Linked DNA regions of Homo sapiens: region 1 is linked to region 2. A link is a loop called in an ENCODE intact Hi-C map of the cell type or tissue named here. Cell type or tissue: PC-3. All regions are shown on one strand. Links, peaks and the distances in the headings refer to the core of each region. The heading gives the core; the rest is flanking DNA. Region 1 overlaps FARSB (phenylalanyl-tRNA synthetase subunit beta). Region 2 has its middle 240 kb from the start of CCDC140.

Region 1 (8,723 bases), core at 518-8,517, 510 kb before region 2:
GCCCCCGAATCAGCCTGTGAAATGATTATTCCTCCCTTCACTCCATAGTACATAATTACTCACTTAGAACATATTTACAGTACATTCAGTTGGCCCAGTGGCTTACAATATCTATATAATTTTGTATTTTTTTAGTTCATCCCTGAAGTTGGAGACTTATGTATAGTTAAAACTCATGATGATAGTTTCTGTTGTTTGCTATGACATATGTGACATAAGGACATTCCTTTTCCAGTGTTCCCTGCCCCCCCCTTTATATTTTGTTCTTATCTCTTTATTGCAGAAATTTTGGGTGGTTAAGTATCAGATTGCAAGCAGTACAATATGTGGGTTCGAGCCTCACATCATGTATTAGTAATGTAAAAAAAAAAGGAAAAATAAAATTGTATGAGTAGATGACTTTTTACAGATGGGCTAAATAAAATACCAAATGATTGAGTCGAATATAGCCAGTGGCAGGGGGATGAAGATCAGGAATTAAGACCCTGATTAAGAAGGTGCTTGATAACACCTTCTGATGTTTTCAGATTAGGGGGTCTGCTCAGTTACCTCCTTAAGCTTCTACTTCTGATGCTCCCTAAAATTATAGGAATGACTCTACGTGTAAAGCTTATCCAAACTTTGGGCCTATAATATTTCTCTTTAAAAAAAAAAAAAAAGATGAGGCAAAAAGAAACTGTGAAAAGTGTTTAGCAATGAGCAAGAGAGGGAGCTTACAAACTCTTTGATGGTCAATTAGCCAGAAAATGTGCTAAAGCCTGGGTGCTGTGCTGGATTACAGGCCCAGGAATTACCCCCAAGGTCCTCAGAGTGGTCCTGCCGTCTGAGCACAGAGACAATTACAGACCTCTAGGAGATGCTACAAAGGCTTTAATTAAGGGACTTACTAACACCCCACTAAGTTTTGGAAATTGAATTCTTTTTTGTGCTTACCTGATGTTTCTTTTGTCCAGACTTTCACATGTATTTCAACAGAGAACACTATTTCCCCCACATCTGTTTTATGTTGGAAGCCGTTTACTGTGATAGCAGCAAAGCTGAGAGTTTAACCAGTATAAGGAAGTAGGTAGAAAAGCGGGCTCGGAGGCTTTTTGCTGGGGAGCATTTTGGGCTTAGATTGAAAATTGTAATACTACACATCTTGAAACATCAGTAAGAGAAAACTAATGTACTTTATAGAATTTGAATTTTAGAATTCCCATTTCACAAAGCAATGTCATTTTCTTTGAAATGGCAACTTTATGTTTCTAGACACAGCATGCTGCTCTTTCTCTAAAAATATGTTTTTGTTTGTTGATGCTATAAGGTTAGCCTTTGGCTACCACCCAGGTCTGATTTTTCACAAGCCTAGACTCATATTTTGTTCCATTTCGATGTGACTGTTTTTATTTCTGGAAATACTCTGCTTTACGGCACATTAGTCCTAGCTAGAGCACTATGATCACATTAATCTACCGGAGTTATTGTGCTCAACTACCCCCTTTCTGCCAACAGTGGAGAGAGATGCTCTCATCTTTGAACTCTAGGGCCTAATGGTTGCCCAGGTCAGCTATATCTCCCTTGTTTTCTTAGTGAAGTAGTTATTCTCTCTTCTATCCTTTGAAGCAATTCCCTTCTGCCTGCAAAGTTTGGTTTGAACCTTAAAGGTTTTCAAAAGCACTAAGAAATACTTCTGTTTTAGTAACGTTATATTTTCCTTCAGTATTTCTAGTTTACATGTAATATCTGTCAAGTGGCACATTTTTTAGGTTCTCTCTGTTGTACCAATAGACAACTTGAAGGAGCTTTTATGTGCGTACCACTTAATTTGTGTATGAGGAGGACAGAACCTTAACCTTGCTGAAAAGAGGAGTCGATAAGAAAATCACAAGAAGTGTTTAACCTGTGATGACAATTTTAACTTGCCATTTTTTCATTTTTCACAAGGTCAGATATAAAGTGTGCAGTTTCAGCAAAGTCGAGTTTATACAGGAATCTTATGACTGGGCTTCATTTTTACATGTGGGTTGGTAGGGAAGGATAATTTGTATTGGATGATAGGGCAGCATGCTTCCTTTTTACGTGTGAGTTGGTAGGGGAGGATGATTAGTATTGGACAAGAGGGCAGCAGGCTCCTGTATGTGCTGTCAGCTCCATTGGACCGCTGTGAAGGCCTTCTGACCCCAGAGCAGTTTGAGATGCTGCAGTGGCCTGGATGGGTCTATGTGTCCAGGTGACAGGTGAGAGCTTTTGATATTTATGTTATGTAGAATACTCATATGCTTGGATATGTTTTAAATAAAGCATAGTATGAATTTTAGTTCTTTTTTGCTTTTCTTTGGAAAGAGGGAAAATTATACTTAGTGACACAAATATTTTTTGTCTGATCAAGTACCTAACTGATTAATGAGCTAAAGCAAAGTTTGATCCCAACTTCTGGAGAGAGGTAGATCTGGCAACTGAAGAAGAATATAACTGAATTTTGCTAAAAAAAAAAGTGCTGATTCGAAAAGTTGTTTTATGAAGTAAAAATTCTAAGCTCTTATCTCTTAGGCTTTATTTTGCTAACATTGTTAGAACTAGCACATCTGGCTTAGATTCCAAAATAGTTTGGTTTTATGCTTGTAAAAATGAAACCAATCAAATTGGAATTGAAGATAGATGAAAGGATGGATTTTGGTACAATGAGGATTCTTAAACACAGTAAAGTTATCAGGGAAGATCCTGAACATTGCCTTTCTGAGTGTCCCTTAAAAATAGACTGGTGTCAAACATCAGCATCACACAATATACCCAGGTAACAAACTTGAACACGTACCCGTTGAATCTATTAATAAGATAAAAGTTCATAAAAACCACAGCAAGCTGGTGTCTTTTTTCAGGTAGTGTGGTTGTATTCAAGTCTAGCTCTGTATAGGGGTGCTGGGGTGCTGGGATAAATAATTCCCAGCAGTCCTTCCAGTTCTGCAGTTCTTGATTATATTGCTTACCATCAACACCTTATATAATCTTCACTTACATGTCATTTGAAGATTTTTCTTCTCCTTTGGGGAGTCGAGGGGAGGAGAGTTTTGTCTTTTAAGTTAGACATTTATTTTGATAGAATTAAAATGTGCCATCTTTATCAGATTTAGTAATATTCATATGAATGTGAATATTCATATTAATATGAAACTAAGGCTCTATAATATTAGTTGGGTTTGGTTTCTGCATTGTTTTATTTGGTTTCCCTCCCTATCCCTCACCCCAAGTGTGGATTAGTGTGCAGAGCCAGATAGTTAAATGCAGTCACTGAAATTCTTGCTTTAAAAGACAGTGAGGCAGAATTGTTTAGTTTGGAGAGATGTGAAAAAGAGGCCACCTTAATATTTCACCTCTGTTGCTTTGGGTTTACTTAAGAATGACAATTTAGAATATTTTCCAGCTCTTTCCCCAGAAATATAAACAAAGATCCTTCTCTGCTGGTCAAGAAATATATGTAATTGTCCTTTGTCTCTGTGGTACTAACTTGACAGTAGCCGGTTCCCCTCCCCTCCAACCTGATTCTGTATTTCCTAAGCATGCTGACCTTGGAACCATTAGTAGAGACTCAGCAGTTTACTCTTTCATCAATAATGCACTCACTCTGAAGTGGCAGGCTGGACACTGTGGCCCAGCTCTGCATGGGTGTTTATAGTTTATGCCAGTAAATGTTTCTGTTGAATCTGTCAGGAGCTGCAGGCCTGATCCCTTTTCAAGTTGGTGGTGAGAGCAGTGAGTCAGCATATTTGTAAACTTCAGAAGAGTACAGAACACTGATAATTTACTGTGGCACTGGTAATTTCATGAATATGGAGTGGGCCCATATGTTCATTTTTAGCTCTGTAAATCTCAAGAACTGTTACTGCCTTGGTAAGCTGTATCAGTGCATTGGCACCCAGATAAAGAGAACTTTCTGCCTGTCTTGAAGTAAATGAGGCATCAACCCAGACTTGTGTTAGGCTGGCCTTTGCTGTGGTTTTACAGTAGATGCTTCAGAACTGCTTAGAAAGCTCTTTTCAGATGGGAATGTGGGTTGCCTTCTGGTAGCATGGCCTGTCATCAGAGGTGTGGTTCCCCCAGTAGCCGGCCTATGACACGGCGGCTCCAGTTTCTTTATGTAATAAGGTGAGAAAGAGTGAGGAAGAGTTGTACAGAGCAAATGAATTCAGTGTCGATGTCTTATCCAGTGAGCGTTGCTATGGAAAAACCTGTTTGAAAACAGGTTCTTCCCATTAAGTTCATCAGTTTTATGTTTCATTTTTTTCCTTTTGGCCTTTTTAGGACCAGTTCCAAGTGCAGGCAGAGTTCCCCTAGGACTTCTGACTGTGGACCTTCAGCAGCCTCCATGATTTCATCCTTCCTGCTCGGGTCCCTGTTACCAAAAATACAGGGCCCTTATTTTCATATTTGCCCCGGATTTTTTCCTTGCAAGAGTTTCTTGATAGCAAATCCTTCTTTTAAATACTAGAAAGTATGAGGAAGCGTTCTCTTTTCATAGCCAGTGATTTAAAGAATAGTTATTTTTAAAGTAGACTAGTGGGCTTTTAGTGTTAAATGTCTATTGATGTTTTGCCAGAAGAAACATTGATTTTTCTCTTACTTTCTCTTTTTCAGGGCCTGCTTTCTTCCCCGGGCGATGTGCAGAGATCTTTGCCAGGGGTCAAAGCGTCGGGAAGCTTGGGGTCCTTCATCCTGACGTTATCACCAAATTTGAGCTGACCATGCCCTGCTCCTCCCTAGAAATCAATGTTGGACCCTTTTTGTGAAGATTGGTCTCTGTGGTGTGATTCTCTTCCCAGGTGTCCCTTTCTCCTCCCCTAGTGTCCTTAAGTCCTCCTCCACAGGGAACATCTATTTGGGCTTTGATGTTTAATAAAGTAGAAAGCACTGTCTGGCTGTGTGGGTAGAGACCATCCTTTCCCTGCATATTAGGCCAGCTTGTGCCATATACCAGTGTGGTGTCTGTGTGTGAAGCTGCATTGTTGGGTAAAAGCCCCGTGGAGTGCTGGAGAAATGCACTAGCAGAGTGCAGGATCTGTTCTGAAAGGCAGACGTGCTCCTCAGACATCAGAACATCACATTGGAACGGATTACTCCTGCATAACAAGATCCCATTTCTTTCCTTATTGATAAAACAAGATAATCGATGAGAATTCATGTTGCATGAGTTCGAGATAACTGAGGGGTTTAGCTTTGATTTTCTACATTTGACATGTATTCATCATTGAGAAACACTAAAATAACAATATTTTTAGAAAACGTTTAAGAATCAATTATGGTCCAACAATTATAGCTTCTGAGGTCAGTTTAAAGTGAAAGAAAAATCTGTAATACAAGGATTCAAAATATGTGAGGGTGCATAGGTATTTTTTACTCTATCTGTGATACTCTAAGATAGAGTACATGCAACAAAGATCTGTTCTGCTGTAAGAGTTAAAATGGACAAGTATTGATATCAATGCAGTATGAACATTAGGAAACAATGAGAAGCTTATTTTTGCCATAGGCCATACATGTTACTGTAATCAGTCAGTTATAAAATCATGGTTTTAAATACTTAATTGAGCTACTAGTTTCTCTATTGTCCCAGGGAGATATTAGACCTCTCTTTTTCTGAAGCTAAGCTTCAGCCAATCCTCCTTGTTTTATATCCTAATTTCCTTTCTTACTTCAATCTAGAATTCTCCAGTAGGTACCATCTCTGGAAAAAAGCTGGGTCTCATGTTTGAGACAAGTTCCCAGGTACTATTGAAGTAATAAGAAATATGATAAAATATAATACTTTAAAGTCCCAGTAGAAATAGCTAACAAAGGCTGGGTGCGCTGTGGCTCATGCCTGTAATCCTAGCACTTTGGGAGGCTGAGGTGGGCAGATCACTTGAGGCCAATAGTTCGAGATCAGCCTGACCAACATGGTGAAATGCCATCTCCACTAAAAATATAAAAATTAGCCAGGCATGGTGGTGTGGGCCTGCAGTCCCAGCTACCTGGGAGGCTGAGTCAGGAAAATCTCTTGAACCAGGAGGTGGACGTTGCAGTGATCCCAGATTGTGCCACTGCCCTCCAGCCTGGGTGACAGAGTGAGATTCTGTCTACAAAAAAAAAAAAGAAGAAGTAGCTAACAAAGATAGTGAAATAAGAATTATGTTTATGGATCTTTTGCTGAGTCTACTACTAGGAGAAAACCTGACCATATTACAACCTTGAATTGGGGCAGCAGTGTCTAACTCTGTAAGATTTGTGAACACACACACTTCCAGCTGACCCTTCACAGCTCTGTTATAAGCAGATCCTTACAACATTTTAAAAATGAAATATGCCCTCTAAAAATAATGCATGCCAAAAGGACTTGTATCCAGCATGCATAAAGATTTCTTAAAACTTAATAATAAAACTTAATAGTAAAAATAAAACAACTGTTTTTTAAAAATGTGCAAGAGTTGAGCAAACATTTCCCAAAAGATGACATATGAATGAGCACTTGAAAAGATCCTCAACATCGTTAGTCATCAGGGAAATGCAACTAAAATTCACAATGACAAACTGCATACCCATTAAAATGGCTAAAATTTAAGATTCATAAATCAAATACTGCTGAGACTGGAGCAAGTGGAACTTTCATGCACTGCTGGTGAGTCACAATGTAAAATGTTACATTGTGACTTTAGAAAACAGCTTGGCAGTCTCTTGAAACATACACCTACCATCTAGCCATTCTATTCCTAGGTTTACCCATATGGCCAAAGATTTTTATGCAAGTGTTCACAGTGTTACTTATAGTAGTTACAAATTGCAGTATATCCATACTATGAAATACTTCTCAGCAATAAGAAGGAATGAACTACTGATCCTCAAAACAACATGAATGAATTTCAAAACAGTATGCTAAGTGAAAGCAAGAGACACAAAAGACTCTATTTAATTCTATTTACCTGAGAGTCTAAAAAAGTCAAAAGCAGGTGGTCGGCAGGACCTCAGGAAAGAGAACTGACTGCAGTGGGTTAAGAGAAAACTTTTTGGGGTGATGGAAATTTTATCTTAATTGAGGTGGTAGGTGTACTTCAGGTGTAGGTTATACCTTTGTAAAGCTGGGAGAAAAAGAATGTAATGTAACATGTAGTATTTTACTGATTTTAACTACATAACACCAGTTGATAAATGCCTAGAGAAATAGCCTGAACTGTAGAATTGGCAGTTGTGCTCAAGGTGGCTCACTGGTCCACAGCTATTAATGATATATTCTCCCTTAGTTTCAGGTTCGCTCTAGTTAAAATCATGGCTTATGGATCATCATATGATAGCCCTTGTTGAAGTAGGTGGAACCATTTGTTCTGTCAGCAGCTACCCACCTGGATATTTTTGGGGGTGGCCAAAATTACTTGTAATGAAAAACCCACTAATGCCTAATTGTATATCCCAGCATGAAAGGGGAAAGATCAACTCCATGCATCATGTAGATGTTTCTGCCCTCGGAAGCAGGAAATGGTAGGCAGAAAAACAGTGTCGGCTGCATTGGAAGAAGCGAATCCAGCTCATGAGTCGAGGCTCTGCAGCCAGATCATCTTACACTTGTCCCTGGTGAAGCATTTGAACTGGAGCCAGGGCAGTCTGTGAGTACTGCCAAAAGCCTTTATTACAGAAGATGCACACCTTCTTAGTAAAAACTGGGAGCTCTAGTATTAAAGTGAAAATTAAATGGAATTGATTTTTGTTCTAGCTTAGAAAAAACTTAAATTCTACCACTACAGCCTCACAGTCCTGCAGTGCTCTTCTAGTTTTGTTTGTTTTTTGTTTTTTTAGACGGAGTCTCGCTCTGTCACCCAGGCTGGAGTGCAATGGCACAATCTTGGCTCACTGCAACCTCCACCTCCTGGGTTCAAGCAATTCTCCTGCCTCAGCTTCCCGAGTAGCTGGGACTACAGGTGTGTGCCACCATGCCTGGATAATTTTTGTATTTTTAGTAGAGACGGGGTTTCACCACGTTAGCTAGGCTGGTCTCGAACTTCTGACCTCAGGCGATCTGTCCACCTCTGCCTCCCAAAGTGCTGGGATTACAGGCGCCCAGCCTGCTCTTCTGTTTTTAAATTATTTTTGAATTGATCTTTTTTCACATTTTAATTTTTTTGGTTTAATAACGGTATGAGAGTAGGAATTCTCCCTGATGTGTAGGGTGAAAACAGTTGAGTTTCAGAGAGATCAATAACTTACTCAGAAGTCACATAGCCAATAAATGAGTTTGAGACACTATAAAAGAGTGACTTGGAGTCCACAGACCACTCACTGATTTGCATTATTTACTTATTTATGCGAAAGTAAATAATGGGACTTTCTACACTTTTTAAAAATATAAAAATAATGGGAGACAAAAAGTTAAAAATTGTTAAGTCCAATACTTTAAAAAAACTCTGCAAACTGTGGCCTTACTGAGTTAATCTACCTTTCTTCCTCCTGATTCCCTGAAGTAACTAACTGCTGTTAACAATTTAGCCTGTATTGTTCCTTAGTTTGGACATTTTCCTTGATTTGTACAGTCAGCCACACACACCTGCTCACATTTTTGGGGGTCATGCTCTACTTACTGGTTTGCAACAAGTTTTGTTTTTTATTTTACATATATCTCATGACATTTCACTTAATATGCCCCATTTTTTCAGGTCAGTGCCTATAGACCTATCTCATTCTTTTAAATGAGGTAATATTCTATTGTACAGATGTCCGTAATT
Region 2 (8,723 bases), core at 327-8,326:
CTTTGGCCCAAATTGATCAGTGACTTTACCTGAATAAGCTGATAGTCTTGAGGTTAGATTTGTGTTTTTGCAGCTGGGCCTTCCACGAAGATACACTGTTTTGATTATGGCATTTTTCTGATAAGGCAGTGACTTCCATTTCCGATTTGCACAATCTTCTTGGTTCCTTTTTTTCTTTGATTTGGAAGTTAATCTTTTAAAAATGTGAAGTAAATTGACAATATTGGAAAGAAGAAAAAATATTTAATTCTGTTGTCTACGTAACAACTATTACTATTTTTGCATATTCCATTTTGTCTTTATTCATATTAATCTTTTACGATTGTCAAAGTAATATTGTATATGTCATTTTGTAGTCTTTAAATTGCATTCTGCTTTTTTAAAATTAATTTTTCTTTTTCTTCACTCTGTGACTCTAGCCAAAGATGCATTCTGCTTTTAAGATCACATTATATTATAAGCATTTTTCTCCACTGCCTCTTACATTAATGACATGTCATTAATATACCACTGGTTATCATTACTGATATATTTAATATTTGGATCTAGCTCTGATCCCTATTAATGTTTGGTTATGATTTAGCTTAATGAAAAACCCTGGCCATTGGCTACAACTCATTTTTTTTTTCTGCTCATAGATTTTAACTTCTTTCCCACCGTTTCCCAAACTGTGTTTTTTTCATGATCTCTATGTTAAGTTGTCTTAGCTTGTAAATTGAGATGGTTTCTCTCTTTTGCCATCATATGAACAAATAAACCTGCATAAACTAGGTTTCCCTCTGTGCCCTACAGGAAGATGGCCTCTTGTCTGTTAAGTCAAAGCACTGAAATTATCTTCTTTAGCCGTTAATAGTCCTTGATCTTTTTCCAGGGTAGGATGTACTTCAGTTACACGGCTGGGAAAGAATTGTTTTTTTAATAGAATGTAGCTCAGTGAAAACTTTGGAATTTAAGTTTTTGGAAAACAACTAAGAAAAGCAAATTTGTCACAAGATTAGTTTCCCCGGGGTGTCTCTCTCCTGCAGCCCTTTGCGTTGTTTACGTTTGCGTGAAGTAGAATGAGGGAGAAAGTGGTTTCAGGACATACCTGACCCGCAGCTCAAAAAACTGGACTGGATTCATCCGTAGAACTGCTTCAGATTATGAAAAAACGAAACCTTTTCAAGTGGGAGATAAAGTAATGGGAAGTGGCTGGAGAAAGGTAGGAATGCAGACAGTAAAACAGCACAGAGTGACTCTGATTAAGATCTTGGGGAATCTGAGACATCAGGTTCTGTTTTACCATGCCCTCCACCTAGTGCCTCCTTCCCTCTCTGCCCATGATTTAGTTCTGGCACTTTCCAGTAACTGCTGTCGTGAAGTAGACCTGGCCCAGTTCACTTTCCATCTCTTATCCTTGAAGGTTTATGGGTAAGGCCTGCCTATCTGCAGGCAGGTTTTGGTTGCTGTGAAGCTGAGACACTGTTCTTGCTGGAGACCACCTGAGAGTAATTAAGCAGCCTCTCCTACCTAGAGCTGAACCAACTGGTTCCAAAATTATATTTTCCTGGAACATCTTGTTGAACTGGAATGCTTTGGCGGTTAAGAAACCACTGCTCACACCTGAACAAATCGGTCTGTTTTTCCTGAAATGTAGTACATGTTCACCTCCTGGCACACTAAGGTAAATGGCAGATCCAATTGTCTGGCTTAAGCAGAATGTGGTGAGATCATTATATCATCATAGAGCCTGAAGCTAAAGATTGCAGAAAATCAAGAGCTGTACTGATTGATTTGTAGTCTAATTATATAAGCAGGCCAGATGAAAAAGTCCAGAAAAAGAAAAGACTAGTGGGCATGTTCAAAAGTATTGGGAAAAGGTGCGTCTACCTCCAACAAGGTTGATTTTCCAAAGAAACAAAGTTTTTGAAATATGAAATAATTCTTTTTTTCTTTTTTTGAGATGGAGTCTTGCTCTGTAGCCCAGGCTGGAGTGCAGTGGCGCGATCTCGGTTCACTGCAAGCTCCGCCTCCCGGGTTCACGCCATTCTCCTGCCTTAGCCTCCCCGAGTAGCTGGGACTACAGGCGCCCGCCACCACACCCGGCTAACTTTTTTGTATTTTTAGTAGGGACGGGGTTTCACCGTGTTAACCAGGATGGTCTCGATCTCCTGACCTTATGATCTGCCCGCCTCGGCCTCCCAAAGTGCTGGGATTACAGGCTTGAGCCACCGTGCCCGGCCGAAATATGAAATAATTCTTACATGGCATGTATAAAACACACACACACACACACACACACACGCACACACACACACACACACACACACACAAACGAAATCTATTGCCTACACCCTACCCCTTCTCTTGGAAAATAAGTAAACTCTTTCAGGATTCAGAGTTCTGGTCCATACTTTCATACCATTATTATTATTTTCCACTTCTTTTTCTCTGGGTAAAAGCCAATAATTCTGTGCTAATTTGTAGGGCAATCTGAGAAAAAGAGAATGTCAGACTTAATTCCAAACAAATGCTTAAAAAGCACTTAACCAAATGTATCTTTGAAAATGTTTTTCCTGTATCTAGATCTAAAGATAATAATTTTTTGGAAAAAAGTACAAAAAAGAAGCTTTTAGGAAGACAAATGTATTAGAACAGGAAAGCATTATTTTTTTCCCTAACACTCCATTTCCAGGGACTGAGTTGGCTTCTTACTTTCTTTTCACTCTGTGGAAAACTGCTCTTGGAATGTTTCAAAGAACCACAGTGAGTGAGTGCCAAGTGCATTCTGGAATTGATACCCTCATCCCCTCCCCGCCCTGGAGAAAGAGTCTCTCTCTTAGCCCATAGAGCCATGCTAGAGAATCCTGGGGACGCCACCTGCAACCAATGGTGAACTGCATGAACTTTGGTGCTCTGGGACTTGACACACTGGCTAGGAATATTAGACACAAAAGCCAAGGCTTTTCAAATACCATGTGGATATATATATTCCTCCAACAGTAAGCAGATAAACACAGCCACAGGAAAACCAGGAGACAAGACAAACTCCTTTTGTGATCTAGCCTCATTTCATTCATGTAAGCTCTTTTGGGTTTTGGCTGATGCCAGCCCACTCTTTTCCTCTGGCTGCCCTCCCCTGCATGGACCCATACATCTCTGCCCCAAATCAATAGAGTGGTACAAATATTAACAATAGCCTCTTGAGCTTTGAGAATTTACTGCTCCCCACCAACCCAGCTTTTTTTCCTGTTCTTGTTGGAAAAAAAATCCATGTCATTAGGAGTCTTGTATTCTTGACAATCATAACTTTAGGAGATATAATAAACCTTTTTGAAGGTTGATCGATTCTGCGATGAAATTTTAGAATGGGGGAAGCTAAACACATGTTTGGCTTTGGATGGTAAATGGAGGTGTAAATATTTACAATGAACAATCAGATTTCCCACGCTCAGAGGTAGGGTTGTCACTCACAGCTCCAATGGTGATTTCTATCAGAGGCAGAGAGAATGGGGATACTACCTCCTCAATGACAACCATTCAATCTGATTCCTTCGTCTGGATCCAAATGACTAATAGAGTAGCTTGCACTCATTGGTTCATTGTATGTGACACTACATGCAATATACAAAATTATGAAAATTAACACAGTGGTATGTGTTTTACACCAAGAAATACAACAGTAGGACTTCAGTACTCCTGGAAATATATCTTTTTTTGTGCTTCTTGCTAGTACATTACTTCAGATGCTAATGTAAGAATGTGCTTATTTCAAGAGACAGTTTTAAAACATAGTTACATTTTATTACTCCTTTAAAAATGCTTCTCACCAATCCCATATCACTGAGAAGTGTGTTGGTCCAATGTTTTATTGAGTGCAGCCCTTGTCCTATTTATGACCCAGGACTGATGCACCAGCCTATAAATGTGATTTCTCTGAAGCAGTGGAGGACAAGTATCTAGCTGCTGTGACAGGAAGACATGTAACACAATAATTTTGCTGCTCTAAAAATGCTTCTGTTGCCGGCATCCCAGATAGGAAGCAAGGCTTCCCATGGATCATGCATTTGCTGGAAAAGCACACCATGTTTTGAAGAAGCTAGTTCTAATTGGTGCGAAACATTTTGAATTGCTGAAGTTCTAATGGACTTGAAAAACCCCCTGGAGAATCGAAGAAAGAACAAAATGATGTAATGGTCTTTAAAAGATAAAAACGGAATGAAAAAAATGCTTTAATTTATTTCAGAAAGATATGTCAACGCTTAGTTTTTGTGGATAAAGTTGCCAGATAAACCTTTCTCAATTTGGGGGTGGGAAATGGAGGGTGGAGGGGGGGAGTAGAATTTTGGGCAGAAAGAGGACTAGCAAACAATTAGTGCCATCTAGTGGTTGTATAGAATAAAGACAGATTGTTTTCGAGAACTGTACTGTAGTATCACAGAAATGTACAAGCAGGCTAAATTACAGTTCTTAGATTAGGCTGGCTTGAGTTTATATCTCCATATATTCACTAATTAATGAACTTCAAGTGATGTGGCAACAGTTGAAATTAGTTTTGATAGTTAAGCCTAAACAGAAAAGAGTTGCACTCTATATAGAAAATAAGCCCTTTGACATGTTTTAATTTGTCATGTTTCAACAAAGTCCAAGTTAAAACTACCATGATATTTCAAAAGGAAAACCTACATCTATTTCAAAGTATGCCAGTGAGAGTTTTCTGTTACCTGGAAACAATAAACACGTTCTAAAGTTAGGCTACTGAACTGAAGGTCTGCTCAAGAAGAGCAGGACAGAATCCAGTGGTCCAGAAATTTGGATGGGAAAAATTTACATCTTTATTTTCACTACTCTAAATCTGAAATTTAGCATTTCCTTCAATCAAGAACGTCAGCTGCAAACCACGGTAGTGTTAGCAATACCTGAGATTTCGACACCAAAAGAAATGAGACATTTTCATGTCATTACATATGCTATTCATCTACTAAATAACAGCAATGATCAGACCCTCACACCAGTTCTTGTTATTTAACAGGTAATAAAGAAGCAAATATGTTATCTTGTTGTACATTTAGTTTTAAAAACATTTAAATAACTATTTTCACAGTAATTTATTCTCTTCGTAATCCTATGTATTTTATTTAAAGCATTATGAGCATTACTCTGACAGGCAGCCTATAGGTTTTGTTAGACTGATGAAGGAGTTCATCTGCGAAAAGGTAGAGAACCCTGATCTAAAGAGATGGCTCAATCATGAAGTTGAAACACACACAGTTTAGTAGTTAAGAGCTCAGTCTCTGAATCCAGTTGCTTGGCTTCAAACCCTACTTTCTGGTTGTATCTTTTACTTAGCCTGCCTGTGCCTCAGCTTACCCATGTACGACACCCATCTCACAGGAGAGATGTGAGGTTTCAATGAATGGACACATGTAAAGTGCTGGAGTGAGCACTCAGCCCTTAGAAGTTCTCAGTGAGTATTAGCTCTCATCATTATTGTCAATGCAATTATTAAGTTTAAAAACTTCTTGCCAAATCATTAAGATAAATGATCTGAATTTGTAATCTAGACTGACAGCAGTTTTGATTAACAAGCATGCTTTGACAAGTATTTTTCATTTAGAAAAAATATTCTTTATACTTTTAGGCTAATATTTGTAATAACCTTAAGAGTGTAATAGCATCCCCACTCTCAGAACCTCAGATAGTTTTAAGTGTTCGATTCAAAGTCATATGGATGAAGTGGCTAGAAAGCAAATTAAAGTATTTTGGTAATTGTTTTTCACTCACTGAATCTTAAAAATCCCAAAGCTTTAGGCATTCTCCAACTGTACTTAAAAGATAAGGCTTTTTAGAAGTCAAGAAGGATCCATATCTAGATGTGTAGACAGATCTAGTTTACAAGACTAAGCTAACCTAATTTGAAGGTTAATCTCTCAGATGGGAGGGAGAAAGAATAAACAGAACATTCATACATATGAACTCATCTGATCTTTACAAAACCTGTGAATCATGTTCTTTTTCCCTACAAAAATATTTTAAGTGTATTGTATGTTTTAAACATTTGAGAAAAGAGGAGTGAACAAGATAAACAAAGTCCCTGCCCTCATGGAGTTTAATTTCCAAAGATGATGAGGAGACAGGTAAGAATGTCCATTTGGCTGATAGAGAAACAAGTGTTAAGGGATAAACAACCCACTCCCTTAAGTTCCCTTAAGGGATAAACAACCCACTCCCTTAAGCTATTGCATCGCAGCAGATTCGAACAGAGTTCTTGCTAATGGCACCCCTTTGATAATTCCGCTACACTTTCAGCTGCCTGCTGGGAAAAGTTCAGGCATGCTTTTGACAGTGAAGGCACAGCAGTAAACAGGCTGCTCCTGCCACATTACAAAAGTGAGTATGACTTTCTTATTTTTGTTTGTCTGGGATGCAATCGGATTTTAGTGGAAAGGCATTGAAATTGACATAAAAAAATCTGTGTTAGGTTCTTAACTTTGCCATTTCTGAGCATATCGCTGATTTTCAGTTTTCTCACCCCCACCCTGGTGAGAATTAGAGGCATCTCTTGAGACTTTTGCAAGGATTAAATAAGCCAATGTTTATGAACATCTAGAAAAGAGGTTGGTCCACAGAAGGAAGGCAATAAATCTGTAGAGATGATGACACTGAGTATCTAGTATTATTTACTTGTGGAATTAACCGAAAAGGCATGGTTAATGCCTCATCTCCCCCTTAGGGAAATAGCTCTAGTCCTTGTTTAACTTTATCTTACTCTCTAATATGGGAATGATAGCATCTGCCAAACAGGGTGGTGATTAAGGATTAGCAATAGACCATAGAATGCACCTAGTACAGTTTCCAGCATAGAACCAGCATTCACGAAATTGTAGCAATCACGATTATTACTGTTTATGAGTCTAATAAAGCACACATTCCTAAGAATGTAAACTGTTAGAAATTTGGATTGAGATACTGTTGATGGTTTTATTACAAAGACTGAAATGTCTTATTCAAAAATCCTGAAAAAAAAAAACCATGGAAAAGACTAGAAAAAACACTAGGAAAGAAGTCAAATTTAAGTATGGGTCATTTTTCCTTTGTCAATTGGGAGTTCATAAGATTTTAAATGCCCCTCCAAAAGCATATCATCACATTTCAATATTTTTCTGGCTTTATATATAATTAGAAATCATGTATATTCTATAGCTCATGAGGTACTGGAGATCTCTAGGAGAGAAAGCATGTTTATGGGGACAAGATTCTTCGGCTGCCTTCACAATTATCTGATAAATGTAGGTCTAGCTTCATCCATGTACCTGCAAAGGACATGAACCCATTCTTTTTTATGGCTGCATAGTATTCCATGGTGTGTATGTGCCACATTTTCTTTATCCAGTCTATCACTGATGGGCATTTGGGTTGGTTCCAAGTCTTTGCTATTGTAAACAGTGCTGCAATAAACATACGTATTCTCAGCAAACTAACACAGGAACAGAAAACCAAACACCACATGTTCTGACGCATAAGTGGGAGTGTAACAGGGAGAATTCATGGACACAGGGAGGGGAACATCACACACCAGGGCCTGTCAGAGGTTGGGGCGCAAGAGGAGGGAGAGCATTGGCATAAATACCTAATGCATGTGGGGCTTAAAAGCTAGATGATGGGTTGATAGGTGCAGCAAACCACCATGGCACATGTATGCCTATGTAACAAACCTGCACGTTCTGCACATGTATTCCAGAATTTAAAGTATAATAACACACACACACACCAAATTAAAAAAAAAAGTATTGTCTAAAGGATGAGCAAAATAAATAATTTTTTTTAAAAAATGTGGGTCTAGCTGGCTGTGGTGGCTCATGCCTGTAGTCTCAGCTTCTTGGAGGCTGAGGTGGAAGGATCATTTGAGATCAGGAGTTTGAGACGAGCCTGGGCAACACAGTGAGACCCCTGTCTCAAAATAAAAATAAAAATAAAAACAAATAAATGCAGGTTCAGCAGGACTAAATATTTAAAACTGAGAGTTTGGCATTGCAGGCACAGACTGTTGTTAAAGGAAGTTAAATGGGAAGGGAGTTCTTCATTTCTAAACATTACTTGAGAAACCAGAATTCAATCTAAAATACCTGGCTTCATGTCCTCTTTACAAAGGTACCTATGCATAGGACTGGATCTAGATTTACTTCCGAACTCAAAGCATGTTGCCCTACAAAGGAGTGGGTTGGTGATAATGAACAAATTATGGGCATCATCCTTTCAAGCTTTCTTTTTGGGTGAAGAGTGATTTTCCTCTCCCAAAACACACAGGCATGCACACTTACACACGCACCCCCTTCAGTATGCCATCAGCTGTTCTAATTATGGGGTAATTGGCAAGATAGAAGCTCAACCTTCATTGCATTCTTCAGGGAGAAACAAGGGGCTTCCTCTGCTAGAGGGAGTTAGTGGCTACATGCTGAGCTATTCTTTTAAATGAAGTGAATTCTGGCTCTGTTTTAAGAAGCTCCTTGGGGCAAAGCCTTGGAGGCAGGGTTCGGGGTTTTATGAGTTGCTCGCTCCAGGATGCAATCAGAGTTCCCACCCCTCCCTCCTGGCTGCTTCCTGGAACTCCCCTCTTCTGGAATCATTGCCTATTTCTGCTCCTTCTGAGCCGCTCCCAACTTAATTAGAGCACTCTTCCCTCCGCACCAGACCCAACAACAGATCTCTTGGTCTCTAATTGTGACTCTGGTTAAATTGCCCAG

What was found. Peaks named below come from ENCODE experiments on the same cell type or tissue, not always from the same donor. Only the 100,000 strongest peaks of a DNase experiment are listed, where the experiment ranks them.
Region 1: a loop joins it to region 2, with 3 times the contacts of the local background. A loop is called at or near these places in 35 of 110 quality-filtered maps.

The regions. Positions count from the first base shown.
Region 1 is chr2:222,567,914-222,576,636 of GRCh38, reverse strand. It overlaps FARSB (phenylalanyl-tRNA synthetase subunit beta), which reads left to right. Exons shown (of 17, transcript NM_005687.5): 17 at 4,615-8,723. The coding sequence ends at 4,766. Among named protein-coding and RNA genes, the nearest start is that of FARSB, 84 kb to the left of the region's middle. In PC-3, for the core only: no CTCF peak of the experiment used is centred there; DNase peaks (open chromatin) are centred at 4,186, 6,626 and 7,546; H3K4me3 peaks cover 1,307 bases; H3K27ac peaks cover 5,657 bases.
Region 2 is chr2:222,053,071-222,061,793 of GRCh38, reverse strand. No RefSeq gene overlaps it. Among named protein-coding and RNA genes, the nearest start is that of CCDC140, 240 kb to the left of the region's middle. RefSeq lists an enhancer at 8,183-8,723. In PC-3, for the core only: CTCF peaks have their summits at 4,142 and 4,343 (motif pointing left); a DNase peak (open chromatin) is centred at 6,753; H3K27me3 peaks cover 4,561 bases.